2 separate regions of the Homo sapiens genome follow, and region 2 is linked to region 1. Evidence: read pairs that join two places in POLR2A ChIA-PET (ENCODE). Cell type or tissue: PC-9. All regions are shown on one strand.

Region 1 (4,000 bases):
GTAGATTTAGTGACGAACTGGCTCTGGGCCAAAGAGTAACAGGTAAGTTTCACAGTTGCAGCTGAAAAAGAAATGAAAGCTTTGAGAAAGCCTAGAGCCAAGTCAAAACATGCCATATATGATTTTCTTTTGGCAGATATACTGTAAAATAAGAGTAGACCAAATTCCCCAGGTAATAGTAATTGACCTATAAATGTCATTATTGATAGATTGTGTTTCTGGAAACATTGTTCTAGAGCTAAAGTGCTCATATGAACCTCCGAAAGGAATTTAGAATTAGGCTTTGAAAGTCTCTTTCTCTCTTTACTAATGATTTCAAGTTTCCTTTTGGAGGGTTGCACCTTTTCTTTTTTTCTAATTATTTATCTAAAAAAGTCACATACCCAAGCAGCCACAAACAGTAAGCCAAAGTTTTCTTGGAAAAAAAAATGTTGGTTTGGAAAAGGTTATTTGCTGTCATTTCTTCACGGGGCCATTCACTCCCACATCTAATTATTTGATAGGAAGATTGATAGAGTTCACATTAAGGTTAGCTTTTTTAAACCTGCCAATCTGAGGAAGAGTTGATACTACATTTTCATAAAACATTATTGTTGAGTGAGGCATTGCTATGGTTTCAATGTTTGTGTCCCCAAATTCATGTTGAAACTTAACTGAATTAAGAGGTTGGGCCTTTATGGAGGTGATTAGGCCATGACAGCTCTGCCTTCTGGATGGGATTAGTACCATTATAAAAGGGATTGAGGGAGTGAGTTCAGCCCCGTTTTGCCCTTCTACCTTCTGCTTCCTGCCACATGAGGACAGTATTCATCCGCTCCAGAGGACACAGCAACAAGGAGCCATCTTGGAAGCAGAAAGCAGCCCTTACCAGACACCAAACTTGTTAGCTCCTCGATCTTGGATTTCCTGGTGTCTAGAACTGTGAGGAATAAATATCTATTGTTTATAAATTACGCAGTCTGTGGTATTTCATTATTGCAGTGCAAATGGACTGAGGTGGGCATAGGCTGATTTTGGGGGCAATGCCATTCAGATGTTGCATCCTGCTATGTAGCTTGAGAAACAATCCTTTAATGTTCTGTTGCCTCCCCTTCCTCTTTTGTAAAATAAGATTAATAAAATGTTCAATCTCTCTCTCCTAGATGTCTATTCAATTTAAGTAGAACACGTCTCATAACTAGAAAAAAACTTCCCATATCTTTAGCCATGTAATACAGATACATTTCTGTAAACATCATTTTATTTTATTTTTATTTTATCCTATTTCTGTTACAAGCTTCAAAATCAGTTTCCACGTTCTAAATGCTCATTAGGCAAATAGCATTTTTGGTCATAAACCAGCCAGTTATACAAATTATTTGAGTTTTATAATAACTAACAAAATTAACAACTCTAGATCTCTCCTTATTTGTGCACAACAAAATATGTGCCTTATCCAAACCCAATATGAAAAATCCTCCTTCTCTCTCTCTCACATTCTCTGTTGTTAAATTGCTGAATCACTGTGTGTGGCAGCCAAGTTCAACTCTACTGGGCATGCCTGTTTGAGAATAGTCAGGGGCACCCAAGGTCCCTCTGCTATTTCTAGATAACAAGAACAGAAGAGCAGCCTGATGCCATACTCTAAACAGCTCTGTGTGTGTGTGTGTGTGTGTGTGTGTTTGTGTGTGTGTATTATTTCCCTACGTCTTATTAAAGCTGGCAGATACTCTGTATGTTTATACAAGTAATAGATTGTACAATTTGGGCATGATGGGGGGACCTTGAGAAATCATGTATTTCAACTTCAAATTATAGCATGACAAAATGTAGATAATCCTGGGCACGGTCAGAAGAGCTGGGTGCTGGCTCAGTGGCTCACTGAGGTGTACTCTAAATCACTTTCCAAGATTAATGTGAGGAATATTTTGATAATTAAGGTTTCTCTTTCTCTCACATTTAAAGATAAACTCACAGACTGCAGGATTAACTCTACTTTCTTTAGTTCTTATTGAGAACAGAAGTAATATTCTTTGAATAATGTTTTATTGATTTCCAGTGCTATTACTTAGCACCATTTTTCCCTTCCCTAAATTAAAAACAAATCACTTTCATCTATACTTGAAAACTTACTTTTATAATTCCTTAATTATTACTCATTAGAACTAGATGTTATTACATAGTAAAGGGTTGATGAACACTCAATAAAATTGTAGATTATTTTACAAATCAAGAGTGTTAGCTCTTCCAAGAGATGAATAAGTTTATGCTCTGGAAATGGCCTGTCTGCTTTTGATTGATTACTTTAGTAACAATGTGATTCCGAGCATGTCATGCAAATTCTCTGAGCATCAGTTTCTTCTGTTGTAATAAAAGAATAAGAAGGCTGGGCGTGGTGGCTCACGCCTGTAATCCCAGCACTTTAGGAGGCCGAGGCAGGCGGATCACAAGGTCAGGAGTTTGAGACCAGCCTGGCCAACATGGTGAAACCCCGTCTCTACTAAAAAAAATATACAAAAATTAGCTGGGCATGGTGGTGTGCGCCTGTAATCCCAGCTACTTGGGAACCTGAGGCGGGAGAATTGCTTGAACTCGGGAGGCAGAGGTTGCAGTAAGCTGAGATCGCGCCACTGCACTCCAGCCTGGGAGACAGAGCAAGACTCCATCTCAAAAAAAAAAAAAATAAAATAAGAAAAGTACCTACACTATAGCACTGTTGTGAGAATAAAGTGATATAAAATATATAAAGTTTTAATCATGGTGCCCTATATTTAGTAAGTGTGTGAATTTGAACTGGAAAACAGAGGCTATATGGTTTGTACAGTTTATTTGTATTGAAATACAGTGTAGTTAAATGCTTCTTAAAACACTTTTCAGCTGGGTTTTAAAGTCTGTTGATTATATAAAAGTTAAAAAAACATTTTATTTGTTATCATGGACTTTCAATCACACCTATTTAGGCCTACAATATTGGGTTTTATTTTAGTTGGTATTTGTTACTGACCAATCTTTTAAAATTATCTGTTACCATCTTCGAACCTTTTCAGTTTCACTAATATATAGTCAACCTTTCTCTAGACCTTGCAATTCTTAGTTTGCAAATATGATTACTTAAAAAAATTCCAGAAGATACTATCTGTAACAATGGAGTCCTTTCTTCTATTAATCCCCCCATTAACTTATATATGGAAAATGAACTTTTAACAGAGAAAGATAAAAAAAAGTGTTATAAGAATTTTAAAAATAATTTCAACTGTTATTATAGATTAAAAGGTAAATGTACAGGTTTGTTACATGGGTAAATTGCATGTCACTGAGGCTTGAAGTCCCACTGATCACACCACCCAGGCAGTAAGTATAGTACAGAACAGGTGGTTCTTTAACCCACATTCGCCTCCTTCCCTCCCCTGTCTAGGAGTCCCCAGTGTCTATTGCTCTCATCTTTATGTTCAAGCGTATTCAATGCTTAGCTTCCACTTACAAGTGAAAACATGTAGTTTTTGGTTTTCTCTTCTTGTGTTAGTTTACTTAGGATAATGGCCTCCAGCTGCATCCATGTTGCTGCAAAGGACATGATTTCATTCTTTTCATGGCTGTGTAGTATTCCATTGTGTATATGTGCCACATTTTCTTATGTAATCCACTGTTAATGGGCACCTAGATTGATTCCATGTTTTTACGATTGTGAATAGTGCTGCACGAACATATGAGTGCATGTATCTCTTTGACAGAATGAATTATTTTCCTTTGGGTCTATACCCAGTAATGGGATTGCTAGGTCAATCCGTAGTTCTATTTTAAGTTCTTTGAGAAATATCCAAACTGCTTTCCACAGTGGCTGAACTAGTTTTCATGCCTACCAATAGCATGTAAGTATTCCATTTTCTCTGCAGCCTCACTAGTATCTATTGTTTTCTGATTTGTTAATAATTGCCATTCTAACTTGTGTGAGATGGTATTTCATTGTGATTTGCATTTCTCTGATGATTAGTGATGAGCATTTTTTCAAATGTTTGTTGGC
Region 2 (4,000 bases), 61 kb before region 1:
GTTGAGAATGCTATAATATTATTTGAACATATTATTCTGTGATCTTATCTCTACCACATCAAATAGGGAGAGTATGTAGCAACAGATGTTTGAGGAATTTAAGTGACTTACTTAAGACCATATAGCTAATAAATAATAGAGCTGAGACTCAAGCCAAAGTCTTCTTACTCATAATCTAATGTTCTTTTTTCACTATAACAGTGTCGTTTTAGGTGCCTCAATTCCCTGCACTAGGGATCTTCCTTTGTTAGAACAGTCATATCTCAAGATGTAATACATTAAACCAAAAAGAATAATTGACTCTTGGAAAGAAAAATCATAGGTCTAAGGAGATGAAATGCAGAATAGGTAAATTTTGAAGATTAAAAATTAAAAGTTCCATGGACAGATCACTGTTGTTGATGAAGACATCTGGACAAGCCAGGTAACATCACACTGACAGAATTATTTGCCTGACATCTGGCACATTAAGGAGGCCCTTAATAGCTGGCACATAGAAAGCACACAAGCTTTGCGGATTATCACTGGAAGCTGAAGTAACTGGAGTAGGGATTGAATCTGAAGATGGGTTGAGACCAGAGCCCAAGACTAACCTCTTTTTGATTAGAAACTATCATATATATATATATTTTTTACCAAAACACATAATTTTCTTTGAAAAGTGACATTTTCTTTTTGGGCAGTAAAATAAGTTATTTCAAAGTTCTAATGTTCAAATACTAGACTTTTTTTAAAACAAATTATTATTATTATTTTCTAGACAATTGAACACTTCCAACAAAGTTATGCAATAGGAAATAAAGAAGAAAGACCATTTTAAATATGCATGACTCCCATCTCCCCACTCTTTAAGACACACATAGATCTGGACATTAAAGGTGAATATTTTTCTGTGTAGAGAAAAGCATGGATTGGGAAACACCGAGACCTGCCCTCCTTTCATCCCTTAGGATTTAAGTGTCCCAACGAGGGCTCCATGCTAGAGAGTTACGTTTACTGGACATGAGTGAAAAGTACTGTAGTCCATGTGCAGGGAGGACTAATAAAGATATTTGAGTCCAAAGTAGACACTTGAAGGCTTCAGACCCAGTCACCACAGGCAAGTAAGTGCTTGTTCAGAAAAGTCAGATGAGGAGCTGACATTAAGTACCTTCTAACTGCATAGTCATTTTACCTTCATTTTATGGCTTGCTATCAAAACCTCTTTTATTTAAGATTCTAACAGTTGATAAAAAGCCCAGATTAGATTTTGCTAGAAAGAAAAAAATTTAAGTTAGCGTCAAGTCCTCCTCTTTTTAAAGAACAATTTTTCAGAGATGGAGTCTCAGTCTACACCCAGGCTACAGTGCAGTGGCATGATCATGGCTCACTACTGCCTTGAACTCCTCAGTTCAAGAGAGAGCTTCCCACCTCAGCCTCCGAAATTGCTGGGACTGCAGGTGTGCACGACCATACGTGGCTAATTAAAAAAAATTATTTAGAGATGAGATTTCACTATGCTGTTGAGGCTGGTCTCCAAATCCTAGGCTTAAGCAATCCTCCTGCCTCAGCTTCCTGAGAACCTCTTGATTCTTTGTGTCATTAGTTTTAGAAAACTCTCCTGAGACAAAGTGTAAGGCCACAAAGAAGCTACTCAGTAAAGAGTGCTCTGCCTATTAAACAAAATAGCTTTATGTATGTAAAATATTTTGAAGACTGCTTGATTTTAAAAAACAAGGTTTGTGTCTTAATTCCAGTTGATTTTTATTTTTATTTCTTTTTAAAACCAATTTTCAACTCAGCTCACCATATTTCCAGCCCTAAACTTGACATTTTGTATGATACTAAGACCAATTTATTTGAGAACAGAGACTTTTAGTTTTGTTTTTTTATTTGTATCTTTTTTTTTTAAAAAAAACCATTTTCTTGAGCAATTAATAGAGAGGAAAATTTGTTTAATAAAGAAGAGGATGAGATAGAGGACTCTCTGTAACATGGCATCAGCATTCATTTAGCAAATATTTACTAAGCAACTGTGGTATGTAAGGCATTGTCCTAGATGGCAGGGACACATCAGCAAAAAATGCAAACAAACCAGAAGTCTCCACCCTTGTAGATCTTATTTTCTTGCTGGGGAGATGGAGAGTTAAGGAATAAATAAGTAAATTTTACAGAATGCTAGAAGATGGTAAATGCTATGGAGAAAAATAAAACATGAAAGGAGATAAGAGTGTCAAGTGTGGGTGGGTTGCAATAATAAACAGGACCATCAGGGAAAGCTATCCAGAGATAGGAATGTTTGAGCAAAGATTTAAAAGAGGTAAGAAAACAATTTACCTAAATATTTAGGGGAGGAGGTTTCCAAAGAGAGGAAACAGCAAGTGCAAAGCAATAAGGCAACAGAAGGCCAGGCAATGTGGCTCATGCCTGTAATCTCACCACTTTGGGAGGCTGAGGTGGAGGCTGACTTGAGCTCCCGAGTTCAAGACCAGCCTGGGCAACATAGTGAGACCCTGTCTCTACCAAAAAAAAAAAAAAAAGAAAGAAATGAGGCAAAGGAATTCCTGCAAGGCAGCCTGCATAGCTGAAGTAGTGATCCAGCAGCAGGGAATAGTAAGAGCCTGTCAAAGAGGGGATGGATGGGCCAGACCACATTGGCTCTGAATGCTTTTGTAACGTTTTTATGCTGAATAAAATGGGAAGCCATTACAGGATTTTGAAAAGAGAACTGATATGCTTTGACTTAACAGTGTAAGTACTTCACTCTGGCTGCTATCTTAAGAATTTTCTGTTTGGGAATAAGGATAGGAGGAGAGAGACTGATTAGAAAGTCATTATAATAATCCAGGGGTGCAAGGCTGCTTGTTTGAAAATAGTGAGAAGTGGTCAGATTCTGGATATATTCTGAACAGAGAGGCAACAAGATTTGCTCAGGGGTTGAATGTGATCTCTTAAGTAAAGAAAGCAATCCAGGATGACTCTGAGGTTTTTGACCTGAGCAACTGGAAGTATGTTGTTGCTATTTACCAGTGTGAGAAAGACAGTTTGAGGGAAAGATCAAGAGCTCCATTTGGACATGTCAAGTTGTGACATCCATCCTAGAGTACATGGCCAGTTGAGGGTTATGAGCCTAAAGGTCCAGGGAGAGATCTCTGCTGAAGATTTGGGATACATTTGAAGATTGTTGGCCTACCAGAGAGTATTTAAAATAACACAACTGGGTTAACAGAGAGTGCATGATAGGGAAGATACAGGACCAAGAACTGAGCCCCAGGACACTCTGATGTTAAGAAGCTGGGGCAAGAACAGAAGCCAGGACTTCAGACTGAGAACAACAGTGACCAGTCAGGGAGAAAAAAAAACCAGAGACACTTGTGATGGACTCCAAGTGAAGGAAGTGCTTCAGGAGGAAGGAGTGATCAGCTTTGGAAATGTTTCTGATAGGGTAACATGGGCACTGACTATTGGATTTAGATCTGTGAATTTATTTTTTGGATTAGAGTCAAAGTTTCTTTCCCTCTGGCTTCTGCTCATTGTATTTTTCAGTCGATCGTCCTGCTTTCTGAAGCCGGGTCTGAGTCATCCTGGAAATAGATGCTTATAAGTTCTGGCCTAGTGTCAGGTCATGTGTCTGTTTTCCCTGCCTCTTCAAATTCTAAAGCAACCAATTTCCTGATAGGGTTAGGTCAAAACCTCTTGTATGTATAGTGGGTGGTAACAGAGAAGAGGCCAAGAAGAATTGAATCTCATTCTCCCAGTGCATTTCCAATGTGATTTAGTGTACAGACTGTCAAAGAATATTATGCTTCAAGAGTAACAAGATAGGTGGCCCTTTGGTTCTTTTTTCAGGGAATATGAAAAACTGAAAAAGATGAAGAAATAAGGTATCACAGATTTGGAATTTAAATTATAAATTTGCACATCACGTCTTATGGCATTGGTATTTCAATACTCTATCTAGTCTTCTAGTTCATAAATCAAGAATTACAACACATTCCCAGAACAATGAAAATAGGTAAAC

What was found. Peaks named below come from ENCODE experiments on the same cell type or tissue, not always from the same donor. Only the 100,000 strongest peaks of a DNase experiment are listed, where the experiment ranks them.
Region 2: POLR2A ChIA-PET joins it to region 1 with 5 read pairs; 2 of 35 experiments call an interaction of 5 or more read pairs at or near these places.

Annotation. Positions count from the first base shown.
Region 1 is chr3:152,907,217-152,911,216 of GRCh38, reverse strand. No RefSeq gene overlaps it. Among named protein-coding and RNA genes, the nearest start is that of P2RY1, 74 kb to the right of the region's middle. In PC-9, no CTCF peak of the experiment used is centred here; no DNase peak of the experiment used is centred here; H3K27ac peaks cover 770 bases.
Region 2 is chr3:152,968,151-152,972,150 of GRCh38, reverse strand. No RefSeq gene overlaps it. Among named protein-coding and RNA genes, the nearest start is that of P2RY1, 140 kb to the right of the region's middle. In PC-9, no CTCF peak of the experiment used is centred here; DNase peaks (open chromatin) are centred at 2,050 and 3,050; H3K27ac peaks cover 1,688 bases.